Regions from separate parts of the Homo sapiens genome. Here region 1 is linked to region 2. A link is a loop called in an ENCODE intact Hi-C map of the cell type or tissue named here. Cell type or tissue: PC-3. All regions are shown on one strand. Links, peaks and the distances in the headings refer to the core of each region. The heading gives the core; the rest is flanking DNA.

Evidence for each region. Hi-C counts contacts between places; a loop is a spot of excess contacts. Peaks named below come from ENCODE experiments on the same cell type or tissue, not always from the same donor. Only the 100,000 strongest peaks of a DNase experiment are listed, where the experiment ranks them.
Region 1: it touches region 2 in a loop (9-fold over the local background); 7 of 110 quality-filtered maps call a loop at or near these places.

Annotation. Positions count from the first base shown.
Region 1 is chr4:110,580,531-110,592,827 of GRCh38, reverse strand. No RefSeq gene overlaps it. Among named protein-coding and RNA genes, the nearest start is that of PANCR, 29 kb to the left of the region's middle. RefSeq lists a silencer at 4,621-4,915. In PC-3, for the core only: CTCF peaks have their summits at 3,344 and 6,413 (motif pointing right); no DNase peak of the experiment used is centred there; H3K4me3 peaks cover 392 bases.
Region 2 is chr4:109,993,809-110,006,105 of GRCh38, reverse strand. EGF (epidermal growth factor) reads right to left here. Exons shown (of 24, transcript NM_001963.6): 20 at 11,226-11,373; 21 at 6,260-6,427; 22 at 1,484-1,601. Among named protein-coding and RNA genes, the nearest start is that of EGF, 87 kb to the right of the region's middle. RefSeq lists an enhancer at 11,319-11,608. In PC-3, for the core only: a CTCF peak has its summit at 7,135 (motif pointing left); a DNase peak (open chromatin) is centred at 7,125.

The sequences.
Region 1 (12,297 bases), core at 2,349-10,348, 590 kb before region 2:
CAGGAAGTATGACTAGGAGACCTCAGGAAACCTACAATCATGGCAGAAAATGAAGGGGAGGCAAGCACATCTTACCATGGCAGAGCAGGAGGAAGAGAGTGATCAGGGAGGTGCTACACACTTTCAAAGAACCAGATTTCCTGAGAACTTCATCACAAGAACAGCAAGGGGGAAGTCCACCCCTATGATTCTATCACCTCCCACCCGGCCCTTCCTTCAACATGTGGGAATTACAATTAGACATGAAATTTGGGTGGGGACACAGAACCAAAGCATATCAATAATTTTGCCTAATGTAATAATATTTCCTTAAATAGAAATGTGGAAAATAAAGCCATAGTCTTTTACCAGTTGTCTTTGAAATTAAGAATCTTCTTAGTTTTACCACATAGAAACTGGGTTTAACATTTATGTAGAATATATATAAACGTTATACAAACATTTATGTGTTATCTATTGTGCACTGAAGATGAAGAGCCTGGTAATTGTAAAATATTTTGTTAATAGTTTCATTTTTCAAAGTAATTAAGACATTAATCCTATTTTCAGTAGAATAACTTATATGAAAATGCTGACTTTAAGTCCGAAGTAAACTTTTTTTGACATTATAGAGCCCCAGTGTTCTGAGCTCTTCCCCCAAGAGCCTGGCCCATATAAAAGCCCATTCTTCCATTGCTGTCTTGAAAAAAATCTTATGTTCAGGACTTTTTCTTATCATTGCTCCTTCAGGCTAAGCCTTATTTGTCCATCAGCTTTCTTTTTGTTTTATCTTAACAATATAGATTAAGTAGAAAAAAAATAAAGCAAAATATGCATAAAAACATTCATGTATTATGTATAATTGCCTTTCAAAACCTTAGTTACTATGCTAAGGTGTTTAGATTCTAGCTCAAAGTTTTTAAATTATTTGCTTTATAACTGAAAGGGAAAGTCTGTTTTTTTCACTTCTTATAAAGTACCTTCCTAGCCTATGAGCCTTTACCAGTCCCTGGGATCCACTGGGATTAACATTTATAAACTGCAAATACACAAAAAGCCAAGGGCCAAGGATTTCCAAATAGGTATAAATACGTTTTCCTTGCAATGGTAAAATGAGGTAATACAAATCATCATTAAGGAGAATGGAGAACTCTCATTTTCAATATATACTGCAATTAAATTAAGTTCCTCTAAAAACTCAATTGGTCTGAGTTTAGAATCTAAAATGCATAAGAAAGTAGATTTCTGATAATGATAGGAGGATCCTGCTTTTCATATTGGATGGCTATGTATGACTCAATGTTAAATATTAAAATACTAAAAAATTTAATGTATTTAGTTCCCTTTTTTGAAAGGGCTAGGGCTTCTAACTTCTAAAGCCACTTTAACATTATGTTTGTAGATTTAGTTTTAAGAATATTATAGCATAAACTAAGTAAAATGTTGCCAGAATGTTTTTCAATATGGAGTAAAATTTTTATTGATATGTACTTATTTTCTATAATGGGAACTAACCTCACATAATTTTAAAAGAAGATAAATTTTAAAGTATAAAATGAATGGATTTCTGTTTTCTCAACTGTCTCCATAAATTACATGCCAATATGAAAATCTCTCATTATTATAAGTATGTAGAACATTTATGAAATCCAATGTTCCTTTTCTTTGTCATAGTTTAAAGTTAGTTTTCACAGTACTTCACTTAAAAGAAAATTAATCCATCTCTGCTGTGTAATCCTTAGCCCTAATATATTTCAGTCATGGTTTTCCCTTTGTGGCTCTGATATTTACACTTTAATTCACAGTACAAAAATATGTGAAATGACACTATCAGTGCAACAAACGATATGCATTTCAATATTTTGGAATATAACTTCACAGAAACCTTGATACATTATTATATTTCACAAAAGCCTATGGTTAACTCAGTCTGTTATAACACTGTGGGACTATAAAATATTTTAGATGATATAATGAGGAAAGAAGATAGATTTAAGTGGAATACACTATTACCAGGGATTCATCAGTTACCTGCTCTCTTTCTGCCTTCCTAGGTAAAATCAAGATCAAAACCATCAATACAGTAGCACAAGTATTCAGATTGCATTTTTTTTGTTTTTGAGAAGGGTTTTAGGGAAAAGTTTGGGAAATGCAGTCTGAAGAACATCTAACCCATAGACATACAAACGAATAGTAGTAAATAGTTGGAACAAACGGAATTGACAATTTATATTCTGAATGTGTCTCATATGCTGGAAGACTAAAACTTTCTTTAACCTCTGAGCCCTTGTCATGGTTTCTCAGTGATTAAAAAAGGAGAAAAGCTACTCCTTTCAGTAAAGGACTTGAGGAAGCTTTTAAAAACATAGGTTTTTAAAAACATAAATGGAATTAATTAATTAGAAAACAATTATATTTTATAAGGATCATTAAATTGTGAGCCTAGATGGATCTTTACTTATCTTTGTATCCTCAGACCCTAACAGTATCCATCATTAGGTAGAAATTCACTAAATATGTATTGAATGAATTACTTTTAAAATAAAATAATACCATAATTTTTGAAAATTTAGCTTCTTTTGTATTTTTAGATTTGGCATTAATTCAATGATAATAACTCAAATTTTACTTTATTTTCAAAGGCCAAATCTATATCATTAAACATTAACATTTAACATCTAATCAAAACAATATAATTAGTCATACTTGTAACAATATTATTAATTGTATTAATTCCATATTAATTTTTACTTAAAAACATTTTCCTGGCAAAAACAAGAGTATGAAACATATCAAATAGGATGGAAATCTAAGTGAACTGTTGAGGTTGTCATAAATAGCTAGTAATAGAAATGTATAGCAGAAATGTGACTAGGCCTGAACATCTATCACTTAATTGGTTAACTACAATAAGTATCTTTATTCAATTGAGTCTGGAGTTTATTTGCATTTATGACCAGATGCTTGGAAACTAACTATTATTGCTGTGATTGTTGTTGAACTTTTAATGAATTACATGCTGCACCAATTTTAGCGGACCGTAATTTCTTCTCTAAAAGTACAAATGTGTGAAAATTACAACAAAATGGAAATGCTGACAGATGTTCAGCTAAAGTATCACTACCTTGGACTTATTCCATATTGTGTTTTCAAGCCCTGTTTTTCTCCTCAGATAGTTTAAGAAAACCTCTAAACAACTCTTGAAATGACAGTACATCTTCAATAAGATCTCTCATGAATTCTGCACATTTTAATTCTCAAATTATGTTAAATGTCTAGATCCACTCTAGGATGACTAAATATATAGAACTAAGTAATACAATTTACTAAAAAGAATTGCTCCCTCTAGTGAAGTCACAATATTATTTCATTTCCTGGCACTCCTGTACTGAGTAATTTAATAAATGTTATAAGTGATGATGACTATTATGTTGATGATAGTGGTCTGGCCTACTTTTGTGATATTAAATTTTAATGTTTTCTGTGCTTGAAAACAGGAAAGTTAATAATGGTTGATTACAGCTGTTTACTGGATATTTTAGAACATTACATTTAAAAACTCTGTGTTGAAAAAGTAATTTATTTCTAAAACTCTTGAGATTATTTCTGAAACACTATTGGTACTATGTGATGTTGAGGCCTATGACAAAGTTGACATTAGCAGAGTAAAGAGGGGAATTAATGCAATTGTCCTAATAATTAAAAGTGTTCTGGGGAAAGTAAGTTTAACTGGAAATCTAATTTTAGCCATAATGCCTATCTTTGCTCTGGTTACCATATACCTAAGAAAAATTAGACATTATCAATCTTATTCCTCTCTACTAGTCAGAAATATTGTGCAACTAATCATACAGATGTAAGATATTTGAAATTATTGGACTTGTATTTAAATTGCTGTTACAACACCTGAATATAAATCAAAATAGTGGGGCTGCTGTAAAAGGACAAGTATTATTTAATTCTCAATTTGTTAATGCAGATCTGGCCTTACTTCATTTTAAATCACAGGAAAGAGAAATCAAAATGGAAAAGTTATCCAGGTGATTACATTTATACAAGTGATTAACTTAAATGTGACAATAATAATAAAGAAGAACAAAACAAAATCAGTGAGGAGATTCACTTTTCCTTCCAAGTAGGACCGCATTTTCTGGGGAATTTGAATTACCTGGATAATTATTTCTGTACTCCACCACTTTGTCTGAAAAGGCAAAGCATTTTTACAATAATAGCCCGGTTACCAGTCCCATCAAGTTACTGTTTTTCTGTATCAATAATAATAGAGTAATTCCACCAAATTTTATGTAGTTTTCGCCTTCCAAGTGCTTAGCAAATATTAATTCATCAATGTAGCATTCCTATGAGGAGGTAAGAATTTTTAATAAAAAAATATAATCTAGATTAATTTACTTGAAAGCACACATGTAAGAGAAGCAGAGAAGCTCTAAAAAATTAAATGATTATATAAGGATATGAAAGAAGGCAATATTATTTTATGGTTCATTCTCTCTCCAAGTAATTTGAAGAGAAGCTCTTGGGAGTAACAGGCCCGTCAAGGTTTAAAAAGATTTTGTCTACAGTCTCGTCTTTCAAGTGAAGGAACAATTAGCAATATTTCCATGGAGACGTGACCAAGTCCCAGGCCAAGAACAACCCTCGCCCCAGGCACCCAGCCCAGGCCCTTCCTGGGGTTCACTGGACCCCGCCAAGAGCAGAAGCCTCGTGTCCCGCACGCTGGGCACCCGCATGAGGCTGCCTGTGGCTGCTCCGCAAGGTCCTCGAGGCAGAAATCTCGGTGGGCGGAACCCAGTTCGATGCTGTCAAGGCTGCCAGTCTCCTCCACACCTTCCCGGAGGCCTCCTCCTTTCCCTCCAAGGCCAAGTGCGCCATTTATTTTGAGAAGCCTGAGGCTTCGTCCTCGTCCTGGGGACCTTTCCGCGCACATCTCTTGCTCCTGCATCCTAGAGGGAACGGCGCTCTGACCTGGAGGAGGCACTAGCCCGACGCTGGACGCACGGAATCCTGAGAACAGGCGGGCTGGGAGCACTGGTGGGCCAGGGCTGCGGCGTCCCAGGCAGGGTCGGGCCTCGCCTTCGCTGCGTTCCCAAGCGAGGCCCTAGAGGAAGGGGCGGAGAGGGTGATCCTCTGAGGCTCCTGAGGACCGGGAAGGGTGTCCACACCCGGGAAAGGGAGGCTATTGTTTTGGCCTTTTACTATTCCACGCTTTCTCCAAAAGCCTGGTTAAAAGTCAAGGGAAGGGCCGGGTGCGGTAGGTCACGCCTGTAATCCCAGCACTTTGGGAGGCCAAGGTGGGCGGATCACGAGGTCAGGAGATCGAGACTATCCTGGCTAACAAGGTGAGACCCCATCTCTACTAAAAATACAAAAAATTAGCAGGGCGTGGTGGCGGGCGCCTGTAGTCCCAGCTACTCGGGAGTCTGAGGCAGGAGAATGGCGTGAACCCGGGAGGCGGAGGTTGCAGTGAGCCGAGATGGCGTCACTGCACTCCAGCCTGGCGACAGAGAGACACTCGTCAAAACAAACAAACAAAAAAGTCCAGGGAAGTGGTTGGTGGTAGGTAAAGTTCCTTGGTCTCTCTGATGGGGTGACTTCTATCCACCCTGAGTCACCCGTTTGTGTCCCAGCTTTCAGCAGTTTCCCCCCAGCTCCCTGGTACTGTCCGTTGTGAAAATTTGAAACGAAAAAAAATCTGCCCTTGGGTGTTCCTAAAACTTTCTGATTGTTTCTCTGGATAGTGGACAGCTGCCATGATAGGCAATCCTCACACCGTATCACGGCGTGTTGAGTTTATCCCAAGATAACAGCGTCTTTGTAGCAATAACTGATGAGGAAGAACATTTTATTTATTCATTTATTTTTAATTTCATAAGTGATGAGAAACCAAGGGTTTGGATGATAGAGTTCCGAGGAAGGAGAAACGCAGGTGTGTAAAACGAGACATTTGGCATATTCAGTGTTGGAGAAAGGTGCTCCTTTTGGAAAGATGAAGTTCAGGGAAATTCATTGTTTCTCAGGTATTTCTGTTTTCCTTAGGATATTTCTAGTTTTGATCACCCTCATTTAAGGAGACAGAAAAAGCTAAGTGAGAACTGAACTTCAGTTCATCAAATCTGTCTTCATTTAGGCTTCAGTCAATCCTTTGTTCTTTGAAAAAAAATCCTCCCCCACCACATCCTACCCCACCATGATATTATAATAGTCCAGCTAAACTACGTATAAAAAAGAATATAAATAAAATATAAGTATTAAGAACACTCAAAGCCGGGTGAAATTATTCATACTTGCAAAAGTTGATGAGCTAATTTGGCTCTGAGCTTGCTTAGAGCAAGCAGTAAAAAATAGAAGGCATTTTGGTTTCTGCAAGGCTACTTTGTAAAATCTTTGATCTGCCACTAGAGGCTGCTCTTAATTCTTAATATGTCAGGACTAATCCAGTGAGAAGTTTTTTTTCCTCACAGCCAGTAAGGAACTGGAGATTACTTTAGAAGCTGCATTTCTTTGCTGTTATTTGATGTCTTTTTCCCGCGAACCGTTCTTTTTCCCTCCCTCTCTCTCTTCCCTCCCTTCCTTCCTTCCCTCCTTCCTTCCTTCTTTCTTTCTTTCTTGGGAGAGGCAGAATGGCACTACGTCAGTTCTGTTTGATTTTGGCTTGCATCCAAATAGAAAATAAAGACACTCTTAGTTTGGGCTTACGCTTTTGTATTTCAGCACAGTACATAGGCTTACGGTGTTTTTGGTTGCCGTTACCAAATTTTCCTTTTTGCAATTTGAAAGACAGCCTGATCAACATAGTGAAACCCTGTCTCTACTAAAAATACAAAAAAAAAAAAATTATACAGGTGTGGGGGCGGTCGCCTGTAATCCCAGCTATTCGGGAGGCTGAGGCAGGAGAATTGCTTGAACCCAGGAGGCGGAGGTTGCAGTGAGCTGAGATCACACCATTGAACTCCAGCCTGGGCAACAACAGCAAAACTCCATCTCAAAAAAAAAAAAAAAAAAAAAGGAACTCATTCAGAATTCAACAGCAACCAAGGAGTGAAGCTGAGAGCAGATCTGATTTGCGTGATGCCAAAGCTCACCTTCTTTTTAATTCATCACACTATAAGTTTAGCAAGGACGGGCCAGGTGTGGTGGCTCATGCCTGTAATCCCAGCATTTTGAGAGGCCAAGGGGGGCAGATCATGGGGTCAGGATATCGAGACCATCCTGGCTAACACGGTGAAACCCCATCTCTACTAAAAATACAAAAAATTAGCTGGGCATGTTGGCACATGCCTGTAGTCCCAGCTACTCAGGAGGCTGAGGCAGGAGGATCGCTTGAACCAGGGAGGCGGATGTTGCAGTGAGCCAAGATGGTGCCACTGCACTCCAGCCCGGGCGACAGAGTGAGACTCTGTCTCAAAAAAAAAAAAAAAAAAAAAAAAGAAGTTTAGCAAGGACAAAAGTATTATTAAGGAATCATCCATACATTTGATAGTTATTGAATTTTATTTTTATTAGCTAAAGTCTATACTTCATTCAGATTACCTTGGGTTTTATCTAATATCCTTTTTCTGTTCGAGGATCCCAACTACGACACCACATTACATTTAGTTGTTTTAGGGCTCCCTGGGTTCCTCTTGGTTGAAACAGTTTCTCACACTTTCACTTTTTTTTTTTTAATCTTGACAGTTTTGAGTAGTGGTCAGACATTTTGTAGAATGTTTCTCAATTGTGATTTGTCTGATATTTTTCTCATGATTAGTCTAGGGTTATGGGTTTGTGGAGGATGGCCACAGAAGTAAAGTGCCATCTTCATTATATCATATCAAGGGTACACGTCAATATGATTTGTCACTGTTAATGTTGATCTGGAACACCTGGCTGTGGTATTGTTTCTCAAGTTCTCCACTTTACTGTCATTTTGTGTAGAGATTACATGTCCCTTTTTTGTCCAGGCTGGTCTCGAACTCCTGAGCTCAGGTGATCCTCCCTCATTGGCCTCCCAGAGTGCTGGGATTATAGGCACGAACCACTGCACCTGGCCCAGATATCTTCCCCCCGCCACTCCCTTTTTTTATTGTATTTTTTGGGAGGAAGTCACTCTGCGCAGTCTGCTTTTATTTATTTATTTATTTATTTATTTATTTTATTTTATTTTTATTTTTTTGAGACGGAGTCTTGCTCTGTCGCCCAGGCTGGAGTGCAGTGGCACAATCTCGGCTCACTGCAAGCTCCGCCTCCCGGGTTCACGCCATTCTCCTGCCTCAGCCTCCCGAGTAGCTGGGACTACAGGTGCCTGCCACCACGCCCGGCTAATTTTTTGTATTTTTAGTAGAGACGGGGTTTCACCGTGTTAGTCAGGATGGTCGCGATCTCCTGACCTCGTGATCCGCCCGCCTCGGCCTCCCAAAGTGCTGGGATTACAGGCGTGAGCCACCGCGCCGGCCCACAGTCTGCTTTTAAGGAAGGGATAGCTATGCCTTACTTCCTTGAGGCAGAAGCAACTACATCACTTATTTGGACTTCTGCATAGGAGATTGTGTCTCCCATTTATTGATTTATACATTTATTTATATCACTATGGACTCATGGATATTTATTTTATAATTTGGGTTACAATTCAATACTATGTTATTTATTTTCTTGCCCCAGTTGGTCCAGCTTTGGCCACTGGGAGCTCTTTCAGTTGGCTTCTGTGTCCCTCTGACATACTCCAATCATGAAGTTCTTTTATTTTGCTTTGTTTGGTTTTTGAGCACTTCCTTGCTTTCTGATGCTATAAGATGCTACTGGCTCATCTTGTATATTTCCTGCCCCAGTCCTAGAATGAGCCATTTCTCCAAGGAGCCCTGGTTTCTTTTATGGGAGAATGGTGCTAAATGTGCTCCATACTACTGTGTCATTGCTTCTAGTGTTCGTCAACTGACAGAGCAAGGAAAAACATGTGTATATACTGACCCCTATATATACACATAGCTATAAATATCTCTATATGTGACCATTTGTCTCTACATTAAGCTAAGCATGAGTTAATACTGATGCCTTAAACTCTAATCCATTACCACATGGCTCATTCTAGCCTCCTTCCCTTGCTTGTCTGTAACCTCTCACTCCGGTAGTGTGAAACCTGGGTCCTGCCATCTTCTATTTGTGTAATTGTTCAATTCCACCATATATGTAGGGCAGATCAGAATTGTTAATCAATATTCCCATGGACAATAACAGTCAACTAAAGTACAGTGCTTATGTATAGTTTCTTTTGCACTCAATCTTGCAAATTTCATTCATTTTCATAGTTACAGAGGTCAGCACTTTTCCCCCGACCCCTTTAAATGAGGTTGTAAATGTACTTGTAATACAGTTAGTTTTGGTTACTTTTTGTATTTGATCTGGGACCCCCCCCCTAAAGCCCCTAAATGACTTTTTTTATTTGCACATATTAAGGTTTATTCCTGTGCTGTATATTCTCTAGGTTTTGACAAATGCTTAATGCCATGTATCCACCATCACAATATCATCCAGTAGTTTCATTGCCCTGAAATATCCCCTGTGCTTCACCTATTTACCTCTCCCCCAGCCTCAAGCCCCTGGCAGCCACTGATCTTTTTACCATCTCTATGGTTTTGCTTTCCAGAATTGTATATAGTTGGAATCATACAGCACATACCCTTTCAAACTGGCTTCTTTCACTTAGTAATAGTCTCTGAAGATTCATTCATGCCTTTTTATAAGTTGATAGCTCCTTTTATTGATGAATAATATTCCATTTTGTAGATTTATCATAGTTTGTTTTTCCATTCACTTATTGAAGGGCATTTTTGTTGCTTTCAGCTTTTGGCTATTATGCATAAATCTGCTATAGACATTCATATGCAGGTTTTTTTGTGGACATAAACTTTCAAATAAGCTAGGTAAATGGCTAGGAGTGCAATTGCTGGATCATATGGTAAGATTATGTTTAGCTTTGTTAGAAACATTGTCATCCAAAAAGTACCATTTTGTGTTCCCAGCACCAATGAGTAAGTTCCTGGCCAGGCGTGGTGGTTCATGCCTGTAATCCCAGCACTTTGGGAGGCCAAGGAGGGCAGATCACGAGGTCAGGAGTTTGAGACCAGCCTGGCCAATATGGCGAAACCTCATCTCTACTAAAAATACAAAAATTAGCCGGGCGTGGTGGCACACACTCGAAGTCCCAGCTACTCGGGAGGCTGAGACAGGAGAATTGCTTGAACCTGGGAGGCGGAGGTTGCAGTGAGCCGAGATTGCGTCATTGCACTTTGGCCTGGGTGACAGAGCAAGACTCTGTCTCAAAAAAAAAAAAAAAGTTTCTTCCTACTGCTCCACATCAATTGGTATTGCTAGTTTTTAAATTTTAGCCATTTAATAGGTTTGTAGTGATATGTCACTTTTCAATTTCCTAATGACAAATGATGGTGAGTATATTTTCATATGTTAATTTACCATCTACATATTTTAATCAGTAAACTGTCTTTCAGATCTTCATTGGTAAACAGTTTGTTCAGGCTTTTTTTTACTTTAATACATCAAAAGTTTACTTCTTATTTTTATTTATTTATTTTGAGACAGGGTCTCACTCTGTTGCTCAGGCTGGAGTACAGTTGTGCAATTAGGGCTTACTGCAGCCTCGACCTCCTGGGCTCAAGTGATACTCCCACCTCAGGCTGCCCTTGTCTCCCCACCCCCAGTAGCCGGGACTACAGGTATACACCACCACGCCCAGCTAATTTAAAAAAACGATTTTTTTTGTAGAGATGGGGTATCTCTGTGTTGCCCAGGCTAGTATGGAACTCCTGGGCTCAAGTGATTCTCCCGCTCAGCCTCCCAAACTGCTGGGAAAATGTTTACTTCTTACTCATGTTAAATGTCCATTGAGGTATGGTTGAGGGCTCTTTTTCACACATAACTGTTCTTCTCAAACTAGGCTGATGCAGCCACTATTTAGAACTTCGACAGTTGCTGTGCCAAAAGGAAAACAGAATATATTGAAGTTCTGTTTGCTCTGGAAGCTTTTGCTTAAGAAAGGCACATGATACTTACCCCTACATTTCAGTGATCAAACCAAGTACAGTGACCATGTCTGATTATTGCTTTGGGGAAATGCAATTCTACCATGGGCCCCAAAAAAGAGAAAACTTGTAAACAATCAAAAATTCATGAACAATCCTAGTGAATACTAGATACAGAACACAGATATAGATATAGCGGTAGATGAAAATGTATTCATATTTTTTCATTGTGATAAAATATACACATCTTTTGCCTATTTAAAAATTGGACTTCCTGCACTTTGGGAGGCCGAGGCGGGCAGATCACGAGGTCAGGAATTCGAGAGCAGCGTGGCCAAAACAGTGAAACCCCATCTCTGCTAAAAAAGACAAAAATTAGCCGGGCATGGTGGCAGGTGCCTGTAATCCCAGCTACTAGGGAGGCTGACACAGGAGAATCGCTTGAAACTGGAGGTGGAGGTTGCAGTGAGCCGAGATTGTGCCACTGCACTCCAGCCTGGGCGACAGAGCTAGACTCCATCTAAAAAAAAAAAAAAAAATTGGACATATTTTTTCTCCTTTCTGGATCTTAAGAATGCTTTGTGGCCAGGTGAGGTGGCTCACCTGTAATCCCAGCACTTTGGGAGGCAGAGGCAGGTGGATCACGAGGTCAGGAGATTGAGACCATCCTGGCTAACATGGTGAAATCCCGTCTCTACTAAAAATACAAAAAAAAAAAAATTAGCTGGGCATGGTGTCAGGAGCCTGTAGTCCCAGCTACTCAGGAGGCTGAGGCAGGAGAATGGCGTGAACTCGGGACGCAGAGCTTGCATTGAGCCGAGATCGTGCCACTGCACTTCAGCCTGGGCGACAGAGCGAGACTCCATCTCAAAAAACAAACAGACAAACAAAAAAGGAATGCTTTGTGTGTTTTTTATACAAGACCTTTATCAGATATGTGTCTTACAAATATTTTCTGAACAGTATCTTTCACAGAGCAGAAGTTTTTAATTTTAGTAAGTTCAACTTACCAGTTTTTTTATGGATTGTGCTTTTGGTGTTGTATATAAAAATTATCACCAAACCTAAGACTTTCTATATTTTCTTCTAGAAGTTTTATAGCTTTGCATTTTACATTTTGGCCTATGATCTATTTTGAGTTAATTTTTGTGAAGGCTTACATCAGTGTCTGCATTCAGTTTTTTTGCATGTGATGTCCAATTGTTCCCACACCATTTGCTACAAAGATGACATTCTCTCCATTTGAATTGCCTTTGCTCCTTTGTCAAATATCAGTTGATTATCTTTG
Region 2 (12,297 bases), core at 2,841-10,840:
GCCTCCCAAAGCATGGGGATTACAGGCATGAGCAAACTTGCCCAGCCTCTATTTTTTTCCCCCATACTTGAGTCCAACCAAAAAATAAATAAATAAATAAGGAAACACTGAATGCCTATTACAGGTAGGAAAAGATGATCACCTGGTAGTCAAAAGCACAGTTACAGGAAAGCTACTTTCTGGGAATTCACTGTGAGATGGGAGCTGGGGAGTAGGGGTAATAATGTGGGAAGGACCCCAAACATTGCCTTTGCTCCTCCATAACCTCTCTGTAATAGCTCTTCCCTAAGGATTCAATCCTCCATGGACCTGCCATGTATTCCAGTCTCTTCCACAATATATACCACAAATAATGCCAACAGCACACACTGAATCAGTCCTTAACTCTGACAGGTTTCTAGAAATGGAAATTCCCTTAACTGATTCAAGAATGTGTAGCCTGTTTCAAGACTGCCCTCTAGTGTTCCAAGATCAATTACTGAAGTGGATGATTTATGAAACATCTTGAATTTCCCAAACCTCTGTGCTTTTCGGAAAATATCTAGGATTGTCAGATAAAATAAAGAACCCAGTTAAATTTAATTTTGAATTTAAATTTGAACTTTCAGTATAAGTATGAATTTAACTAGGCATCCTATATTTTTATTTGTTAAATCTGGCAACTATTTTGCTACTGAAATTTGGGGAGTTGAAATGTGTGTGAGAAAAGAAATATTAAGAAAATAAAAGAAATATTAAGAAATATTAAGAAAATTAAGAAAATTGAGTGCAGTGGCTCATGCCTGCAATTCCAGCACTTTGAGAGGCCCGGGCAGGTGGATTGCTTGAGCCCAAGAGTTTGAGACCAGCCTGGGAAACATGGTGAAACTCTGTCTCTACAAAAAATACAAAAATTAGCTGGGCGTGGCGGTGTGTGCCGGTAGTCCCAGCTATTTGGGAGGCTGAGCTGGGAGGATTGTTTGAGCCCAGGAGTTCGAGGCTGCAGTGAGCAGTGAGTGGTTGGATTACTGCACTCCAGCCTGGGCAACAGAGCAAGATCCTGTCCAAAAAAAAAAAAAAAAAAAAAAAAGACAGAGAAAAAGAAAAAGAAAAGAAAGAAAGAAAGAAAATAAATTAGAAGCACAATCTTGGGTTTTTAAGACATGTATCTGGAATGTATTAACTAAAAATATGGAAAGCCTTCACATAACACATACAAATCTAAGTTATAGAAAGAATCTACATGAAAGAAAAAAATTCCAAAAATTTATTGTGCCATTAAATTATGGCATTATTATAACTCATCTGATTCCTTTAGTTAACAACACAGTTCCCCCACCCTCCCACCCAGGACCTCCCTAGCTGATGTGGTCTTGGCTAACACTGACACCAGCTGGAAGCTATAACTGATTCCAGTCATTCTGAACTCAGTGAAAAAATAGAAAAAATGAATAGGGGTTAATATCAAGCCAATTCCTTGCTTCATCTGCTTTGGTCACATTACCCAAGGTTGAGGGCAAGAGGACATCCCATCCTCAGTGTCAGCAGGCCTGCGACTCCTCACATCTCTGCTCGACTCCTCATAAGGATTCTTTGGGTTTTTCGATAGCAGCTTCTGAGTCCTGTGATAAAGCCAAAATTTGAGACAATCTCACAACAAAACAAAATACTCAGCCCACTCAGTGATGATCAGGGACAACTAACTGCTTTTGCTACTAAAATTTAAGTACTTGTGTGGGAGAGAAGAAATATGAAGATAACTAGGAACATAACTTTAGATGTTTAAGGCAGTCTTTTCTGCAGAACTCAAAATGCTTTCCAGACAGTGTTTCACTCTTTCCAAGGTTCTGTGAGGTAGAGGGTGTGTGTGTGTTTGTGTGTGTGTGTGTGTGTGTGTGTGTGTGTGTGTGTATGTATGCCCATGTATGTTGGGGGGAATAGCCTTGCATTCATTCATTCACAGGTATCTATTGAGTACTAACTATACCCCAGGCACTGTCCTAGTACTGATGATATAGCAATGAAAAAACAACTAATTTTGCAGGGAGGAGTGGGGCAGTCTGTGGAAAAAATATCTCAGCAACTGTGTGAGGCAGACTATGTTAGCTCCATTTACAAGTGAAGCCATTGGGGCTTGGAAATGGCAGTGACTCACCTAAGGCACACAGCTACCAAGGGTAGTGTAAGAAGTCGGTCATGATGACACAAAGCCTAGGCTGCTCTTACTGGCCCACTGCAATCTCTCACTCATAAAGAAATTAGAGGCAAAGACAGAAGGAGTGGATGACCCAAGATAAGAAAATCTCATAGTGGCTAAGCCAGGAAATACACTAGGTATCTTGCTTCCAAATCCAGTTTTTTAGAGTACTGTCTTGTTTGACATTCAACGCTAAGTCTATACACGGCGTCATTCACTAGGGGTGGGGGTGGGGAGATTTAGCATGGAGATGGATCCCCATCCTCAAAGCAGTAGCCCCTAGAGCAGTGCATCTGTGAGACTCCACAATAACGCCACTGTCCTGGGGCAGATAGGCAGCTTAATTGCCTCTAGGAATGCAACCCTCTGTCAAAAGCCCTACCTGGACGTTCCAGGAAGAGTGATAAGGATAGGAGGGGCTGCTGTGAATCTGGCATCACAGACAGTACCAAGAGATGGTGTGGGTTATTATGTGTTTTAATCAAAGGCTTCAAGGAAAAAAATTGAAACAAGTGGCTAATATAAACAATTCCAAAGTTGCAAAGGTACAACGTTATAATTTGTACCAGTCAGAATGGCTATTAATAAAAAGTCAAGAAAAAAAAGATGCTCATGAAATTTTGGAGAAAAGGAAACACTTATACACTGTTGGAGAGAGAGGAAATTATTTCAATCATTATGGAAAGCGGTACGGTGATGCTTCAAAGAGTTAACTGCAGAACTACCATTTGACCCAGCAATTCCATTACTGGGTATATACCCAGAGGAATATAAATCATTCTACCATAAAGACACATGGATGTCAATGATCACAGCAGCACTGTTCGCAATGGCAAAGACACGGAATCAACCTAAATGCCCATCAATGACAGACTGGATAAAGAAAATATGGCACATACACACCATGGAATACTATGCAACCATAAAAAGGAATGAGATCATGTCTTTTGTAGGAACATGGATGGAGCTGGAGGCTATTATTCTTAGCAAACTAACACAGGAACAGAAAACCAAATATCACATATTCTAACTTCTAAGTGGGAGCTAAATGATGGGAACTCAGGAACACAAAGAAAGGAACAACAGACACTGGGGGCTACCTGAGGGTGGAGGGTGGGAGGAGGAACAGGAGCAGAAAACATAACCGTTGGGTACTGGGCTTAATACCTGGGTGATGAAATAATCTGTACAACAAACCCCAGTGACACAAGTTTACCTGTGTAACAAACCTTTACATATACCCCTGAACCTAAAATAAAAGTTAAAAAAAAACCCACAAAAAAACAAAGTTATACTTTGTGATGAAATACTTCCTGTTGATTTTCTTACAAGGGAGTCCTTCCAAGAAATCACATGTTTTAAACTAATAAGATTAGAATACTTGAAAAATTTATTTAGTTTCACAAACATTAGTCTTTTTTGTTTTGTTTTGTTTTTGAGACAGAATCTCGCTTTGTCACCCAGGCTGGAGAGCAGTGGTGCAATCACGGCTTACTGTAATCACTGCCTCCCTGGCTCAAGCGATCCTCCCACCTTAGCCTCCCAAGTAGGTGGTACTATAGCTGTGTGCCACCATGCCTGGGTAATTTTTTGTAATTTTAGTAGAGGCAGGGTTTTGCCATGGTGCCCAGGTTGGTTTGAACTCCTGGGCTCAAGCAATCTGCCTGTCTTGGCCTCCCAAAATGCTGGGATTATAGACACGAGCCACCACACCCAGCACACAAACAATTAATCCTTTGAGAGACACAGAAGACAAACGGTATCAAACAAGCTAGACAAGACAGGCAAGGAATGGTATAAGGGAGGAAATAACTGATTTTAACCCTTTAAAGAAAAACAGTTAGCATGTCTAACTTAAAAACTCAATGTTAGAGCTGTATTTGTTGGTACAGTTGAGTATGACATGGCAACATTTAGACTAGCAGTTTTAATTTGATCTTGTCAGAATTGATCTATAGTGCAAACGTAGTTATGCACATAGCTGAAACTTTGCGGAGAGGTAAGCAGGTACACTGATCAGAATTGTTAGGTAAATAACCATAGATTCACTCAGGAAGAATTGTACAACTCTGGATGCATTTCAGTGAAGAGAAAAAGAAAGGGTTCTGATGAGCTTTCTTTTTGAAGGAATAGTCCTTTCACTTCTGATTTTTGGAGTATGAGAGTCTGAGGTTGAAGATACTCTTATATGTATGTAAAGTCTATAGTCATCTTTCAGCTGAGCTGGTCTTTGAATTCCAAGTTTAAAAAGCCAGCAATTTGCCGTTAGCTTTCAATCCAGATCTCTGAAAAATGCCAACAGAACATAAGACATACTATATCATAACACAACAAATAGGAAAAAACACTTAATAATTATGGCACGCATGAACTTAAGTTTCTAGTTTCCATTTTTTTTTCCTGCCCTTTGGCAATGATCCAATGGGATGAACCATTGATCATTCAATATTCTTTCTACACATATCCAAGATATTGATTACACACCAGGCTAAAAATTACAATGTTATTGATGGACTACTGAATTAAAATGTCAAGTTTGTGCCTAAGAATCTTGTCTCTCAAGAGGTGGTAGAAAAGGGCTTAGAGCATATGACTCTTTTGGGGGAAGGTTACAGTTCATAAAAAATCAAAATAACAGATAGCATTTATTAATTCCTATATGCCAGACTTACACTAAAGCCTTTACTTAGGTTAACCCAATTAATCTCACAATAACCCTTGAGATAAGTACTATTCTTGTTCCTACTTTATAGTAAAGGAAATTAATGAATACAGAGGTTAGGACACATGTCTGGTGTTATTTAGACACTAACTTGGATTTGAACCTGTATAATCTGATTCCAGAGCCTGTGCTCTTAACCACTACACTAGGCTATAGCAGGATCTCTGATAAGTACATCTTGGCTGATATGTTGAATTTTCCAGAACACAAGACAGTTGCCACTTGAGTGGTTGTGTAGTACCCATAAATGTGGTTAAATTTTTATCTACAGATGGTGGCAGATATTTTGTACATCTCAGAGAATTGGGACCTATTAGTCAAGTGGGTCTTAGGTCCTCCAGCCATGAAATGATAAGATTGAACTAGATAATTCCATAAAGTCCCCTTCAGCCCTAAAGTTTTATGACTCACTGATTTTGTACAACACAAACTATAACCGTACATAAAATGCTTTTCAATATTGATGATAATAGAGGAAGCTGTCCTACTTTCTAAGAAAACAGAAAATGAGCAGTGTGATGCCTGTGCCTGCACCCTAATGTAGTGTTAGTTTTAAAGAATTAAATGTATAAATGTTATTGTCTACAGTTTTTAATTGTTAACTTGAAATTATTAAAAGCACAAAATCTGAGGACCAGAAATTTCCTTCCAAATTAGGGAAGATATTGATTTTCTTTTATGACAGTTAATATTTTGTGGAAAATCAACTCAATGGAAGGCAGCAATGAAAAATTATAGTTATGCAGGCTATGGGGGGAGCATATAATATTAAACAAAGAGAGTGGAACGCAAAACCATATTGTGATTGATAAATAACACATATACTATGAAGGTGTATGGACAATGACTGGAATGGAACAAGGAAAACGTAAAAGCACTGATGTTTCAGAGCAATGAAATCCTGAGCTAACAGTAAAAATTGTACTGTTATTTCACCTTTTTTTTTTTTTTTTTTTTGACACGGAGTCTCGCTCTATCGCCCATGCTGGAGTGGAGTGGCATGATCTTGGCTCACTGCAACCCCTGCCTCCCAAGTTCAAGTAATTCTCATGCCTCAGCCTCCCGAGTAGCTGAGATTACTGGTGTGCATCACTACGCCTGTTACTTTTTGCCTTTTTAGTGGAGACGGGGTTTCACCATGTTGGCCAGGCTGGTCTCGAACTTCTGACCTCAAGTGATCTGCCTGCCTCGGCCTCCCAAAGTGCTGGGATTGCAGGCATGGGTCACTGCACCCAGCCTATTTCACGTTTTAAATGTAGTATGTAGAGGTACTATTTCATACATCTCATCTCAAGGAGACAGGCATTCCCCTGGGAGGTCTTAGAAAGAGGTTTCCAGTACCAAAGGAAAGACAGGGTCACCTGTAGTAGTGGGCCCCCCACAGGCTCAGGAGGAGCAGCATGACAAGCACCACCACGCAGACAGCCACCACGATGACCTTCTGCTGCTGCCCGTGGCCAGCGTGGCGCAGTTCCCACCACTTCAGGTCTCGGTACTGACATCGCTCCCCGATGTAGCCAACAACACAGCTGTGACAACACACAAACAGAGGTCATCAGAGATGCCTGGCCAAAAACGCTGATAGTTTTGACACTCAGTATTCAGCTGTCTCTCAACCTCTGCATTTCCAGACTCAGCTCTTTAGAAACATATAGAAAATCCATCAGGGGTCAGTTGAAAGCGCTATGATTTACAAGTTAATGCAGCATGGACTTCTCCCTTTCGTCTGTTTGCTCTGGGATTTATGGGGGATTATTTGCATACTGCCTCTATAAGGCATTACAGGACATTGATTAAAGATCAGTTTCTGTTAGGCTAAAATCCTGAGGAGCCACCTTTTAAAACCAACACAAAGCAACTCTGCCCTAAGAGCCAAGGGAGTTTTGGAAACAAATGTTTGGCCAGATTGCAATGAGTATAGGTGAAAGGAAAGGAGAATTTGAAGGCAGAGTTCCTCACTTGAAACCAGGCTATAAAAGAAGAATGTGTACAGTTTCTAAACAGAACACATAACCTAGTCTGCAGAGAAAACTTTTTTCCTTTAAAAAAAAAAATCACTACTAGTGCAAGGGAAGACCCAGTACAACATACATACAGGCATTTGCCTATTTTCTTCAATGAGAGAAAAAGCTATATGGAGGAAAAAGGGACGTTCACCTACAAACACCCTGCTGTCCCATTAGTGAAACTGTCACTAGAGTGAACTGCTGAACTTTTTTGAAGTAAATGAAGCAATGCTGCCATCTACTGGGAATGTGCATTTCTAGAAACAATTAAGATCTCAGGTAAACATCTGTATTCTATTATCCTTTGCAAAAGCATCAACTTTGAAAAACATCCTATTAAACACTCTGTAATGCCCACTTATTAAAAATTCCTCCCTTTGGTCCCTGGATCAACTATTTATTCATCCATGTCCCCACTTTATTCCAAAAGGACTTAACGGAATAAAAATACAGAGAACTGACACCAGTGCCCATAGTGAGAAGAGGCAGCATGGAAAAAACACTGGACAAAGCTCCAGAAGATCTGGGCTCTAGGCCTGTCTCTACCTTTAGCTGGTCAGAGGGACTGGGCAACTCACTCACAGAGGAAGGAGGGAAATGGATTAGTACTTGTTAACCATCTTGTGTGTTTGACATCCTGCTAGGCACTTTTACTTATTTTATTTTTGGTGGCATATTCCTGTATTATGGATAAGGAAACTGAGGCTCAAGGAGTTTGTACAACGTCACACAGCTATGAGTGACAGGTTTGACTCCAATGGTTCTCTGATTTCAAAGCCTATGTTCTTTCCACTATACCATGCTGCTTCCAAAAAGAGTTTTATGCTCTATTCACCTCTGAAAAGCTATCTTCTGGAACTAACCATGCAAGAGATATCAGGATCTGAGTGCAAAAGCATAAAGGACCATCATTCTTGCAGGCTTTCTTGGATGCTGTTTTAATTCTAGCTATCTTTGGTTACAGCCATTTACTATCAATGCCTAGCAGCACCACTTTTAAACTGTTGGATGTTAATGGGCCACACCTCTGATCCTTTCAGAAAGTCTGGGGTCTTGAGGAATATGTCAGTCCCTTAGCCAAGAGTCCTGGAGATCCAAGTCAGCTGCAATAGTAGAGCCTCACTGAGTCTTATAAGGCCCAGAATAGTCATTCAGCATTTTCCAGGGTGGGAGGAGGACACAGGATACTAGTTCTTTGGTTATGAATTAGTTCTTCTGTTAAACCAAACAAAAGATTCTGTGGCCAAATAAGTTTGCCTTTCCATAGCCAAATAATTTTGAGACATTCTAGACTCAATACAGATAAACAAGGCTTATTTTATTTTATTTTATTTTTTTATGGACAGGGTCTCACTCTGTCTCCCAGGCTGGAGTGCAGTGGTGCCATCACAACTCATTGCAATCTCAGCTTCCTGGGCTCAAGCGATTCTCCCACCTCAGCCTCCCAAGTAGCTGGAAATACAGATGTGTACCACCATACCTGGCTAACTTTGGGAGGCCCAGGCGGGCGGATCACGAGGTCAGGAGATGGAGACCATCCTGGCTAACACGGTGAAACCCCATCTCTACTAAAAATATAAAAAATGGTGGCAGGTGCCTGTAGTCCCAGCTAGTCTGGAGGCTGAGGCAGGAGAATGGCGTGAATCCGGGAGGCGGAGCTTGCAGTGAGCTGAGATTGCGCCACTGCACTCCAGCCTGGGCGACAGAGCGAGACTCCATCACAAAAAAAAAGAAAAAAAAAATTTGGTAGAGATGGAGTCTCACCATGTTACCCGGGCTGGTAAACAAGACTTTTTAATGTGTTGTGGTATATACTATGAATCAAGAATTGAGGGCTAGACAGAAGATTAGAAATTATGGTTTGGGAGTTACGCAGCTGGAGGCTACAAGATTCTGAACCTCCCTATACTGCTCCTAAGATCAATGCTTGAGATATTCTGTAGACCCTGCACTTGATGGATCAGCTGACACCACCCGGATCAATTAACTGGCTCATCTGAAGTTATGGCCCCCACCCAGGAACTGACTCAGCGCAAGAAGACAGCTTCAACTCTCTGTGATTTCATCCCTGACCCATCAGCACTCCTGGCTCACTGGCTTCCCCTAACCCACCAAGCTGTCCTTAAAAACTCTGCTCCCCGAATGCTCAGGGAAACCAATTTGAGTAATAATAAGACGATGGTCTCCTGAAAAAAAAAAATTGAGGGTAGAGTATGATGCATCTCTCAACGTGATTTGACCATACAGCCTGTTTTTAAAAAGCATTTCACAGGACTGATGTTGGGGGGTCTTGGTCTAAAGAAGACCTGTTCAGAAGGGTGTTTGGCTGAAAGACAGAATGAACGAGGACCTCCTCTGAGCCCAGAAGGTTTGGAGCCTCCTGAGCATCTCCAAACCAGGAAATCTTCGAGGAATACCTTGGGCATGGAGACTCCCAACTCTCACTTCCTCTGCATCACCCCGGGGGCACCCTGTGGTTTCTTGTGGCTGAGGGGAACTTCCAGTTCCTCTAAGAAAGGAAGAAAGAGCTGGCTCTTCCAAAACCTGCTTACAGCATGAAGAGCACTCTGTACAGAATGACACCTGCCTAGGAAGTGTTTCTAATAAAAGTTGGATGGGTAAAGCACTTCCTAGAGACTTGTTATTAAGGAATTAATAAAAGATAAGGTGAGGTCATCAGGGCAGGAGGAGGCAAGGGTTGAATAGTTAATTAAACCACATTTTTATTAAATATACAATTTAAAAACAAGGTTATGATCCAGATTACTGTGAACTCTGGTAATATTTTAAATATTGCTTTAGGTTCAAGGTCCTTCAATTTGAGTCTTATCTCCAGTTTGTCATTTGTAGCAACTCATGTTTAAAACATTATCAGAGAAATATGATATTTTCATCAGGATTTAATGACAGAAAGAAAAGCAGTGTGTTAAAGAGTTCATCAATCATTTAATAAATGGATGTTATCAGATCCAAATGAAAACATTGTTCTAAATGCAGTATGTAACCCTGTAGTACCCTTTATATTATTATAATGATTTTTATAGTCTAAAGTATCATGGAGGAAAACAACCATGACCTAATACATTCGGACATTTATTTTTGTAATTTCATTATTTGGGATGATCAGAAACAATGAACAGGCAAAACCAATTAGATTCTTAACATTAAAACTAGCAATAACTATTGCAAATACCCAATTTATCATAGGTTAGGAAATTATAGCATGTAAATATGAATATGAAAACAGAATTCTATAAGGACTGAGTCATTTTTACTAGTATTCATGAGCAATTTTTCACTATTTTTGTCATGCGGACATGATTTCTAGTGCAAGGCCATACACTTTGTCACAGAATATAGCTTACTCTTCCACAAATTTAGTTATTCTGTTCATTATTACTGATGAAATAAGAGAAGACTTTAAGGTTATAGTAGCTATTTGTGAGGATCAGACTATTTCATCACCCCTCCCTCAGGCACAGAGAAAATTATCAATGGATCAGGAGCCTGACCCTGGGAGACGTATTAGTTTTTTGGTATCTATCAGTTTCCTCCTATTGCCTTGAAAATATGAAATGAATTAAAAGTAAAATTTGAGGCAGAACTGGCTATTGTGGGTTTGGGTTTTGTTAAAGGGTCCACAGGAAAGGTTTTCGGAGTGAGCACAGTGGGAATGTCTCATAGTTTTAGGGCTTCCTCAAATCTCCTTTCCAGGTTGACACGTTACCCACTGTGAAACCCTTATGGGGGCAAAAAGGGAGCAAAAAGCAGCAGCTGCAGTATCAGCAATTGTTACTGAACAACAAAATGTAAAAGTCAACTGTTAGGAAGTGAAGAAAAAATATACATATGATTAGTTTTGAAGAAAAATATTTTTGGACTCTGGCAAGAAGTCCAGTGTGAATATGTACCAAACTTTTGTAAATCCAGAAACAGATCACGGATGCTCACACATAATATAAAGCACATTTGATGGAAAAAAAAAGTTTTAAGGAATTATCTCACAAACCTAAGTTTTTCAACCAGGATGAGACATTTAATCCCTAGACTATACTAGTAGTAACATCAAATTATTTCAGTAAAAGGGGAAATCACCAACTCCTTAGATTTATACTTATCACCGGTAACTAGAAGGGGGCATCGTGATACACAAGGAGCATGCAATGAAGTGCACACACGTGGTTCATATGTGTATGTTTATATTTTTCCAAAAGAACACCTAATTGCAGAAAAACATCCTGAGTGTAAATTTTACAAATTAGCTACAAGTTATGGACTGAATAGCATCTCTCTGTGCCATCAGCAAGACAGTTTAACTTACTTGCATGCATACTTGTCCAATGCTTCAATATACATGCACACACCATCATGGAGGCAGTACCCATCGTGGGACAGGGGACATTCAGAGTCACTATTTCTTACGGAATAGTGGTGGTCATCTTCCCTGAGGTGAGGGGGTGGAGTAGAGTCTAAAAGAACCCAAGACATTACTTTTACTTTCTGAATGGATTAGTGTCTTTCAAGTATCAATATGAGGAACTAGTTTCTGTGAATAGTTTGTGACATAAATCTTTTAGTGACAGAAGAACTACTAGAAGGGACAATAGTTTCACTTTCCTAGCTAGACCTTAGTCATTCACTATGAAACCAGCCGTTCTTCCTTTGGGCTCAGTATTATCTGATACATAAAGCATATTGGAGGCAGGTAAAAGAACACCCAGTCCTAAGTCGCCATGTGAATTCAGAGTCACTGATCTCATAAAAACAAACCTGTCACACACAAACATACACTAACCATGTGAAGTGACAGTTAGCTTCAAGGTCTCACTGAACAACTGGTAACTCTATGGTTTAAAACCTACCCATCAATGTGCAGTCCGTTACCTCCAATATCCTGGAGTCTCGAAAATTTTTTCTCACAGTGCTTTCTTCTAAAAACTAACCTTCAGAGGAGCCCTCAAGGACAAGACTGTAGCAACTCTGGCAGGAAGAAAATGTTCCCGTAACAGAGGGCATGCCAAAATATAATAGTAAAGTCTCTTTTATTGAATGGTTCACTGCTCCTTAAAAGGTAAACATGTGCAGCTGACTACATAAATATAAGCAGTTTTTCAGTACCTTTAAGAAGAGCAAATTATTTGAGAAAAATAATATGCTAAAAAAAAAAAAACAGAGACCAAGTAAGCACAGAATTTTTCTTCTTAGGATGTTTTCTGCTTATAGGGCTGACAGGCAAAAAGTGGGCAGTGATGGGAAAGACCCCCATCCTGGTCTCCAGGGTCTAGGTGAAGCCAGCTCCCCTTCTGGGGTGCTGATGGTGAGATGTTACTGCTGTTATGGGAAGAAGATTCAGGAAGCAGGAGTCAACCATTATGAATATTGAGAAAAGAAAG